Regions from separate parts of the Mus musculus genome. Here all the other regions are linked to region 2. The links are chromatin loops, found by intact Hi-C in ENCODE. Cell type or tissue: left cerebral cortex. All regions are shown on one strand.

What was found. Peaks named below come from ENCODE experiments on the same cell type or tissue, not always from the same donor. Only the 100,000 strongest peaks of a DNase experiment are listed, where the experiment ranks them.
Region 1: it touches region 2 in a loop (2.5-fold over the local background); 4 of 42 quality-filtered maps call a loop at or near these places.
Region 3: it touches region 2 in a loop (11-fold over the local background); 4 of 42 quality-filtered maps call a loop at or near these places.
Region 4: a loop joins it to region 2, with 4 times the contacts of the local background. A loop is called at or near these places in 6 of 42 quality-filtered maps.

What each region holds. Positions count from the first base shown.
Region 1 is chr15:78,058,723-78,061,222 of GRCm38, reverse strand. All of the region lies in intron 1 of Cacng2 (calcium channel, voltage-dependent, gamma subunit 2), which reads left to right. Among named protein-coding and RNA genes, the nearest start is that of Gm46520, 48 kb to the right of the region's middle. In left cerebral cortex, no CTCF peak of the experiment used is centred here; a DNase peak (open chromatin) is centred at 1,501.
Region 2 is chr15:78,116,272-78,118,771 of GRCm38, reverse strand. Cacng2 (calcium channel, voltage-dependent, gamma subunit 2) reads left to right here. Exons shown (of 4, transcript NM_007583.2): 1 at 1-91. Among named protein-coding and RNA genes, the nearest start is that of A730060N03Rik, 1.3 kb to the left of the region's middle. In left cerebral cortex, a CTCF peak has its summit at 1,168; DNase peaks (open chromatin) are centred at 769, 1,056, 1,160, 1,585 and 1 more place; H3K4me3 peaks cover 2,500 bases; H3K27ac peaks cover 2,060 bases.
Region 3 is chr15:78,044,075-78,046,574 of GRCm38, reverse strand. The region is part of intron 1 of Cacng2 (calcium channel, voltage-dependent, gamma subunit 2); the gene reads left to right. Gm46520 (a long non-coding RNA gene) reads right to left here. Exons shown (of 4, transcript XR_003951457.1): 2 at 2,366-2,445. Among named protein-coding and RNA genes, the nearest start is that of Gm46520, 33 kb to the right of the region's middle. In left cerebral cortex, no CTCF peak of the experiment used is centred here; DNase peaks (open chromatin) are centred at 116, 524, 1,132 and 1,521; H3K4me3 peaks cover 770 bases; H3K27ac peaks cover 2,122 bases.
Region 4 is chr15:78,171,005-78,173,504 of GRCm38, reverse strand. The region is part of intron 1 of Ift27 (intraflagellar transport 27); the gene reads left to right. Among named protein-coding and RNA genes, the nearest start is that of Ift27, 1.8 kb to the left of the region's middle. In left cerebral cortex, CTCF peaks have their summits at 1,052 and 1,688; DNase peaks (open chromatin) are centred at 453, 1,122, 1,627 and 2,495; H3K4me3 peaks cover 545 bases; H3K27ac peaks cover 323 bases.

The sequences.
Region 1 (2,500 bases), 58 kb after region 2:
TTTCCAGAGTGGTTGTACAAGCTTGCAATCCCACCAACAATGCCCATCTCTTCTTAAGGACCTAACCAATCCCCACGGTGGGTCTCAGCTTTGTACATCTGTACTAGGAGTCGGGAGATGCTGAGCAAATAGCAGATTTAAGAAACCCTGCCAGCTCCTACCCCACACGATGGGGGAGAGATGCTCCCAGACCTCCATTAGTCCCCATCTGGGGGGGGGGTCTCTGGAAACTTATGTAGAAGTGGCAAAGATGGAGGCAGGGATGGAGGGTAGGAAAGAAGAGCGGATAGAGGAGGGTATGGTCACCTGGACATAAACAGAAGAAAAAAGACTTCATGTGTCCTCAAGGAGGAGGAGGAACAGAAGGCTACACACAGGTGCGCTAGGCTCAGGGCCACCATAGGTCCTGCCTTGTTCTTGCTCTGACCCACCTCAACCACCTGCCTCAGTCGTACCTAGTACCTACTCGGTTGCAGGAGCTGGTGACACCCCCTCCCCTGTCTCAGTAGACTTGTGCCCCACCAACTTGAGCACTAACATTCTGCAGGAACCTCTGCAGCCCCTTCTCTAAGGTGCACCCTGCCTGTAGAAGCTTTCCCACTCAGGGAACTACAGGTTGGCCAAGTAAGATGGAAACTGAGGCCTTTTAATGAGAATGGCCCCATAGTTAGTTCCCAGTCTGTGATACTACATGGGGAAGGATTAGGAAGTGTTGCCTCATTGAAAGAAATGTGTCACTAGAGGTGGGCTTTTGGTTTCAAAGGCCCAATCTGCGGCCTCTCCCTCTCCCTCTCCCTCTCCCTCTCCCTCTCCCTCTCCCTCTCCCTCTCCCTCTCCCTCTCCCTCTCCCTCTCCCTCTCCCTCTCCCTCTCCCCCTCTCTCTCCCTCTCTCTCCCTCTCTCTCCCTCTCTCTCCCTCTCTCTCCTTCTTTCTCTCCCTCTCTCTGTCTCTCTCGCTTCCTCCTCTTTCCTCCCCTCCCTCCTTCCCTCTCTCTTTCTCTCTCATTCCCTCACTTCCCCATCTCTTTCTCTCTCTCCCTTCCTCCCTCCCTTCCTACCTCCTTACCCCCTTCTCTCCCTCCCTGCCCCCTCTCTCTCCTACCATTTTTCCACCATTAATGTCATGGACGCACCCTTTGAAACTGTAAGCAACCCCTCCCCCCCCCCCCCCCCCGCCAGTTGAATGCTTTCTTCTATAAGCTGCCTTGGTCATGGTGTCTCTTCAGATATCACCATTTTCTCATTCTACTAATGAGATGACCAGATAAGTAAAGTGACTGGCCCACTGTCACACAGCTCTATAACAAGGTCCACAGACCAAACTTGGAAGACCTGAGTGGGAGATGGAAACTAGGGCTCTTGACCTTCGGTGTCTCCCTATCTGCTGTATCCATCCGGAGCTGCTGGTGGGCTGGCACGTTTTCCTCAGCCACTTTTACATCTTCAACACCCAGTTGGTGCTTAGTAAATATTGATGGAAATGACTCAGGGGTGAATAAATGGAAAACTGCATTAGGAGAAACTGGATTCTATAAATACACTCGTGGGCACCACACTGCCACAATCCCGAGGAACCAAGGATTCATTCAACAAACTTCTCAAATGCTCATTGAAAGTCTGTCATGTGCCATGCAGGGGGTGGGGAGCAGGAGGTGCCACGCTAGTCCCTAACCTTGAGGGGCTCTAGAGAAGACCAAATGCAAACAGGGGTGAGGCTGCAAAGAAAAAGACAGCAGGAAACAATAAAAAAAAATTACTGGCAGGGGCTGGGGGGCAGACCCCAGAGGCTCAGCGCATGCTCAGCATGTGCAAAGGCCTGGAATCCACTCCCGGCACCAAAGGAGGAGGGAGAGGAGGAGGGAGAGGAGGAGGGAGAGGAGAAGGGAGTGGAGGAGGGAGAGGAGGAGGAAGAGCAGGAGAGAGAGGAGGAGGGAGAGGAAGAGATGGTGCAAAGCAGGAGGGTGAGAGGAAGAGGTGGTGAGGATGAGGGAGAGGAAAATGATGAATCAGAGGAAGAAGAACAGGTGAAAAGGAGGAAACACAGGAACAGCCAGAGGAAAAGGTGAAAGAAGGGGAAGAAACGAGAGAGAAAAGGGGGCAGGAAGAGATGAAGATAGAATACGGACTTTGAGGGAAAAGGTATGATTGGAAAATGAGGTCCAGGGACATATGCATTTGTGTGTGTTTGTGTGTGTGTGTGTGTGTGTGTGTGTGTGTGTGTGTGTGCGCACGCGCGCATGTGTGTGCATATGTGTGCAAGTATGTCTGTGTGTGTGCCTGTGTGTATGTGTGTGTATGTGCATATGTGTGTGCGTGTGTGTGTGCAAGTATGTCTGTGTGTGTGTTCCTGTGTGTATGTGTGTGTATGTGTGCATGTGTGTGTGTGTCTGTGTGCCTCTGTGTGTGTGTCTGTGTGTGTCTGTGTGTGTGTGTGTGTGCGCGCACGCGCACATACTTGGGTGAATGTGTGTGCTTGTGCATGTGCCACAGCATGTGTGTGG
Region 2 (2,500 bases):
AAGACCAAAAGTGTCAGTGAGAATGAAACCAGCAAGAAGAACGAGGAAGTTATGACCCATTCCGGATTATGGAGAACCTGCTGCCTCGAAGGTATTTGATTTCCAACCTCCTCCCCCTTCCCACGCCGCCCCTCCCCTCCACACCCCCCCCCCCGCCTCCAAATAAGTCCCCTCCACATTCCACCATTTTCCCACTTCACTCCCTCCGCCGCTGCCGCTGCAGATCAAGGTTGACTGGGTTAGTTTCAGAGGAAAGAAAATCAATAAGCAGAACCCACACTCTCTACTCTTTGGCTTCCACCCCGTCCTCCCAAACCTCCTCATTGGAATGATCTATGGTATGGTGAAAACAGGAAATTGTCTGTAGAGTTCAGATGTGCTCTGGATGCTTTGGAGTCCTTAGGGTTTGCCTTTGGGTCTGGCTTTGCCACCTATGAGGAGGGAAAAATAATTGCTTCCCTGTGTGCTGCTCAGCCTTTTGCAATGAAGGATTCAGAAAAAAATGCTCTTCCTCTTCTCTCGCTCCTCAAAAGTTACAGGCCCAGCACCATCTGCAAGTCTCCCTTTAAAAAAAGAAATCTGTTGTTTCTAAGAATCCTTATTTGGTAGATTCTAATTATTCTAGGAGCTCAAGCCGAGTTCAAGAGCATTTCGTAATGTCTACGAGCCCCGCGTACCATTCGAGGTGGCTGGCTGTGTGTATGTGTGTGTTTTTAACGTTTACGAAGTCTAAAATGCATGTGTCTCTCACAGGAAACAAGCCCAAGTTCTAATCAACAGCGGTCACTTGCGGGTTAGACCGAGCGCTGATTTGCTTCCACGCAGAGTGACATGTCTGTCACCCAGAAGCAAGTCGAGTCAGCACTGTGCAGGCAGGAGGCGAGGGCATGGAGAGGTTGAGGGGTGGAATGGGAAAAAATGGGGTGGGGGTGTCAGCTGTTGGTCTTGATCTTGCAGAGTCATTGGGGCATGTGCGCCGCATGTGCTGTGGGCTGAGGGGCTCCCACAATGTAAAGGCCAGGACACTAGGACATGAGGAAGGCATGTGCTTTTGGGATACATTAATAAACACAAGAGGGGGGAACTCTGCAGGTCATACAAGCTGCATTTAGCCACAGACTTTAATATGAAGGAGTGAATTTGCATAGCTATATCTGTCTGTGTGCAAAAGCCACCTATAGGAAGACAGACAGAGAGACACATATGCCCCTGTATGGAAAGAGGCTTGTATGTGTTCCACTGATGTGAACCAAGCCTGGAGGCCCTTTGAGGTGGCATCGGGAAGTGAGCACTGCAGAACTGTTTGTTAAGCTCAACATGGGATGGTGCTGCAGGGAGTTGGGGCCAGCAGATGGGGGAGAGGGCAAAACTGATGTGATCCTGGGGGGTTGGGGGGTGTCTAACCTATACTAAGCCAAACACTGGTCTGGGAAAAGAGCTCCCATCACATGCCCCCTCCCGGTGTTCTTGGTGCAAACGGTTGAGTGATGGCTGAACATGTTTTGAATAGCTAAGTGACTTCATTGAGCGATGGTCTGTTTGACGCATACTGCATTTGATACCCTTTCTCAGTCCAAGCGCTGCCTTTAACATTCTGCAGAGGTGCTCTCTGCTGAACACTCCGTGCTCCTCCTCAGCCAGAGAGTCAATATCAGGAAATTAATAGGGACCGTTTTACACACACGCATTCTGCCTCTCTTAAAAAATGAAAAGCCTTTCATAGCGCCAGTCATTTTCAGTGAAAAGGCAGCTTCCATGTAATTAAACATTTATGGCAAGCTTTGATGCCGAAAGAGAAAGAAAGCAAAGGGAATGAGGGTTGCTTTGGGGACATGATCCTGGCAGCTGTTTGCATTCCTTGGATTTTGGTTAGAGGGATAAAAGATCTGCAGCCAAGAAAAATTAGAGAAAAATCTGTGTTTTTATTTTAGGGCAAATGTAGTCAGATATCAGTGACTTGGTATAAATATGCTTTCTAAATCGGGGATTTTTTTGTGTGTGTGACGGATCCTTAGTGTTGTGATCTTCTAAACATCTTGTAATTCGCAGTAGACACGACTGCGATGGCACTGGGTCACTTGTGCATCAAAAGGCTTAAGTATTTTCATTAGACGCCCATCTGTTCCAAGTCCGAAGCTACCCACCTCCTCTAACTTTCTCTCCGAGCTTTACTCTCTTCTGCCTCGATCAACTATAACGTGTTAGAATTGCAGCCGCCGCCCCCCCTCCCCCGCCTCCTAGGGTTGTGTGATGCTCACAGGAGCTGTGGGTTTGGCACTGTCCCCAGCGGCCACCCTGGGTGCCCAACCCAGGCACTTGCCTCCAGGCTGTGAGGGGAGGGCTAGATTAATAGTCTTTCCCACTAGGCTCAGACTGAAAGAGCTAATGAGCTCCAGGGCCCTGTCTGACCAGACCTTTCCATCTCTTACACCTTCCGCCTTGGGGTTCCGCAAACCTGGGACCACCTCACCTTGGCCACTTAGGAAGTGTCTGGTGCTGA
Region 3 (2,500 bases), 72 kb after region 2:
CTTGGCCCTGTCATCTTTCGGTCCAGCTCTAGTCTCACTGGTCTCAAGCCTGCTGCTTTCAAGCATTGCTCAGCAGAATAGAGTTGCTCTTAGGTGGCAACGTACCAGTGTGTGATGTCAACTGTATTGCTTCTTCTCTATGTGGCCCTGGCCACGTTTTGTAAGCTCTCTGAGCCTCAGTTTCCTTGTCTGTAGCACAAGGAAGAGGGTAGATAGCCTGCTTGTGGGGTGACACCGGGGTCAATGGACACACACAGATCGCCATGAATTCATTAACCACTTAGGGGCTTTTAGTTTACTCTGCAGCCATCTCTCCTTTTTCCTCTGGCTGAGATCAAGGCTGAGTGCTCCTTCTTTGTACCCACGGACTCTTCATTAGGTGATTTTACTGCTTGGATAAAGTGGTGTCTTTAAATGCCAGAGCCAGAGTCTTTGGTGGAAAGGGCTGGTAAGCCAGATTTTGAAAGCAAACCATTGAACAGACTAGAAGCAAACATGACTCAGCTCCTGTGAACGTGCGCCCCTGGCTTGCCTCTGCAAAGCACAAAGACCTTCCATAAATAGTGTCTTCACTGAGACAGCGTGTAAAGCACCGATGAGACCCAACAGTTCCATCCTGAACCCACATTCCAGCCACTAAAAAACTAGGCGGGTGGAGGTGGGGAGAAAGAGGAGAGACAGGAGAGGGCACAAGTGCTTAGGAGTCTATGGGAGACCACGGAAGTTGAGAAAGGGGAGGGGAGAGGTGGGGAGAGGAAGGAAAAGGGAGGGGAAGGGGTGGGGAGTGAAGGAGAGAGGAAAAGAGAAAGGGATGGAGAGAGGAAAGGAAGGAAAAGGGAAGACAGAAAAAAGGAAGATGAAAGGGGGGAGGAGAGGTTGGCTGGAGGGAAAGAGGGGGGAAAGAAAGAAGAGAGAGAGAGAGAGAGCAGGCGCGTGAGTTAGTCAGCAATGAATTAGGTCACTGGTGTCCTGCTTGGCCAGAGCTACAGATCTTGGGTCCAGCAGAAGCATCTCTTTGGAGACTGCCGCAGACCAGCATCAGCAACAGGGCTGGGGTTGGCGCTCCCTGTTAGCCTGGAGCTGACACAAAGCCGCAAGGTACTGTGCACAGCTCGGGCTAGCCAGCTGGGCTGCTGTTCCCGTGCTGCCTGCACCTTTAAATTCCCAAGCAGCATACCCTGCTGCTGTGAGCACTTGTTCTCATTTCTCCCTTTCTTTTTTTTTTCCAAGAGAATGACTAGAGATAGAAAACCCATATAGTCAAATTACTGTCGGAAGGTTTTACTTAAAAAGAAAAAAAATTAGCTGCAGTTAAAGATAAACATGGTTTCTCTGAATCTGAGCTCTCTCATCAAATCAGACAAGACCTAGTCCCGTTCCTTTTTAAAGATTCCAATGAGCATCTACCACCAGTGATCATCTGACGTGTTACCCTGTGCAGAGCTGAGCCGCCCACGGCACTGCCAGGAGCTGGTTCATTCAGAAGGACATTGCTCTCAGCGTCAGAGTGCGTAAAGTCTGTCCAGACCCTAGACTCTGACTGAGGGAAGGAGTCAGTGCCCCACCCCAAAAACACCCTGCCCTCCAGAGGGGCAGACTGAAAAGCAGCCTCAACACAGACTAGGTTCTCCTATGACAGAGCCCACAAAGGGTGCACCCTCATGTCCTCATTTAAAATGTGATCCAGAATGGGGGTGGAGCTTCCCCCAGAGTCACACAGCAAGTGAGTGGGAGAGCCAGAATGAGTTCTTAGATTCCCTATCCAGAGATCTTTGCTCTGTGTCGAGAATGGATTCGAGGGTCTGGGAAGATGGTGTAGCAATTGAGAGCATCTGTACTTTCCAATCCTCACAGACATGGTGGCTCACACAATCCCAGTCTAGTGTGCTTGGTGACCTCCAGTCCAGTGAAAGACCCTGTCTCAAAGAAAAATGGTGGTAATGCCTGAGAAATGACACACAAGGCTGACCTCTGACCCCTCCACACACATGTGTACACACAATGTCAGACATGAGCTTGAGTTTTGAAATTCACTGCTGACCTGTTCCTGAGCAGGTGCCAAGCCCGGTGGCACTGTGAGATTCCTTGTACTGCATCCCAGAACCCTAGCAGGGACCCTCGGCTTAGTCAAGCCACTGCTGCCTCCCGAGTACCATGCTCTCTGGGGTGGGGTTTCTGAATGGCTTCCCAGCCATCTTAAGGGGAGCTGGTAAACTGTTTCCAAAGCCCCAGCAGGACTGGCCAGATGAAGAGATGGCTGGGAACCAAAGTAGAGAGGTGAGGAGAGGCAGTTCCTAGTGGCCTTCCCTGCAGGCCCTTTACTCAGCCTCCAGCTGCATGGCTGAGGGCCAGAAGCTAGCCTTACCTGTAGAAAGGAGTGTCGTTCCTCATCCCTCCCATGGGTTTACTATGGGGCCTGGAAGATTCGTGGATGAAGGAGCGCACCTGAAACACACAGATAACAGGGTTGTCACAGTGGGGGATCTTGACGTTTAAGGCA
Region 4 (2,500 bases), 55 kb before region 2:
CTTGAGCGAAGTACAAGCATGGACTTGTCAGGGGTCAGCGTTGCTGGTCCCACTCACTCTGATGTCAGGAAGATGGGGTGGCGCATCTGAGAGCATTAACTTAGAGATTCCCCGGAAGTAAGATGTTTATTATTGTTGACTGTCAGGGAAATAGCCTGCACAGTGCCCAGAGTGTGGATGAGTATTATATAGATATATACAGAGTGATCTGGTGGTGCTCACACTCGTGGGCTTGCCTTGAGCCAGTCTGAACATTCGGAAGCCTATATGCTTAGCTTGTAGTCTGGTTGACAGCTGAGCACATGTGTCTACCGAGGCGACACTGCAGCCAGTGTCATGTGGGGGTATTTCATTTAACCCTTTTGCCACAGCGCCCCCAGGTAGCTTCTGTGATGTGACCTGATGTGACCGAAGCCCTGAGTGGTGTTGCCATGGGTGAACCCCCAGTGGAAGTCGTACACCCCATTCCCAGATTCGCCTGACTTCTGCCTGTGGGTCAGGAGTGTTGGCTACTTCTTATTGTGACAACTTACTGGACCGGAAGTTGGGAGTTTATTGTGCTCACGGGTCCAGAGGACTGCCCATCATGGTGAGGAAGGCATGGTGGCAAGACTGGGAGGCAGGCTGGCCACGTTAAGTCAACAGTCAGGAAATGGAGCATGAGCCTTGGCTCTCAGCTCTCTTTCTCCCTTTTATTCAGTCAGGGGCTCCAGCCTGTAGAGTGGTGCCACTCACCTTTGGGGGCGGGCCTTCCCGCCTTAATCTAAACTAGAACACTTCTTACAGGCATGTCCAGAGGCTTGTCTCTTCCGTGATTCTTCTTTGTAATCCAAAGATTAGCAGGGGTGTCTTTTGATCTTTATTCTACCGAGTAAGAAGGGGGGGCAGGGAATGGAGGGGAACGGTACCCGTGATGACTTTTCTAATTTGAAAATGAAAGCGTCATGCATAGACATGAGTGACAGGTTGTCACTCAGACCCTAGTGCAGCAGAAGGAAGCCAGGCTCTGCAGAGAATCTGTAGTTCTCAGGGTGCCAGGGGAGGCAGTGTGGTGTAACAAAAGCAGCCAGTCCTTGCCCAGCTCTGTTGCTTTGGACAGTGTTCAGCTTCTGCATGGGTAAGTTGGGGACATTTATTATTTTTTTTTAAAGTTAAATTTCGTTTTAAGTGGGCGGTCCTGCCTGCTGTTCTCTTCCTTAGCTGGTTAGCTCTCGAGGAGCTCCTGTGGTGAGCCCCTCTGCTTAGACTTGCTGTATGCTGGCCCTTGTCACTCCCTCACAGTCTTCTGGCCAAATGCTCAAAGCTACCAGCCAGTTCTCATGTAAGATGAGGCAAGCAAGGCCCAGAGCAATGAAGACCCTGATCCACAGGCTACAGCTTCTGGCTAACTAAAAAACCACCTCCAGGCTCTTTTCCCTTAGGAGTATCCAGGGACCACCAGACCCCAATGGAACCACATTCAGATTCCTAATCTCCACACCTCCCTTAAGTGCACATGCGCACGCGCGCGAGGGCACACACACACACACCCTTCCTCTTCCCCTGGCTTTTTCTTTTCACTCCTTGTAGGCTCACATAATCACCGGTCCACACATATAGTCACTCAGCAGATGTTTATTGAGCATCTAATACATTGAGTCACCATGCAAGCTGCAGTCGCCCCACGCCCCCACCAGGAAGAGCCCAGAAGTGCAAGTGTGTGACTCATGGGCCCTTTGTGTACTGTATGAGCCTTTGCTGAGTGCCTCAGACACAGCTGCGGCTTCTTTGGCTTGAGAGGCAGAGAGAGGGAGCACCATTGACAGGCAACTGTGTTTCATTTATTGAACCAACAGCCAGGTGCACCAACACGGCACACACTGGTTCATTAACTCTGGCAACATTCTGTAGTGGGTCCTTCACAAAAGCTGTTGGCCTAACTTACAGATGTAGCAAAGTGGCCACAGAGCACTGAGGCCTTAAGTGGCACAGAGAGAAAGGACAGGATTTGGAGCTGGATTAGAAAGAGGATTGCGTGTGTGTGTGTGTGTGTGTGTGTGTGTGTGTGTGTGTGTGTGTGTGTGTGTGTGTGTGTGTGTGTTGCGGGGGGCTGGGGGAGGTCCAAGGAAGAAAGAGCAAGCACGCCTGTCCAGACTTTCTTTTTCTTTCTTTTTTTCTTTCTTTCTTTCTTTTTTTTTGGGGGGGGGGGGTTCGAGACAGGGTTTCAAACCAGTATAGCCCTGGCTGTCCTGGAACTCACTTTGTAGACCAGGCTGGCCTCGAACTCAGAAATCCACCTGCCTCTGCCTCCCGAGTGCTGGGATTATCTATAAGGGACAGCTGGGGACCGTTGGAGTGGTCACCTAGGAGTTGATGGAAGAGCTACGGATGCATGCTGTGGGAGAATGAGAGGACTCACCGCCGGTCTGTTCTATGACTGCCTCTCTGGTGAGGCTGAGCTGGGCGTGGGAGTCACAGAAAGTTAAAGACAGAATCAGTTTGTGACCGTGAGAGACTGGAG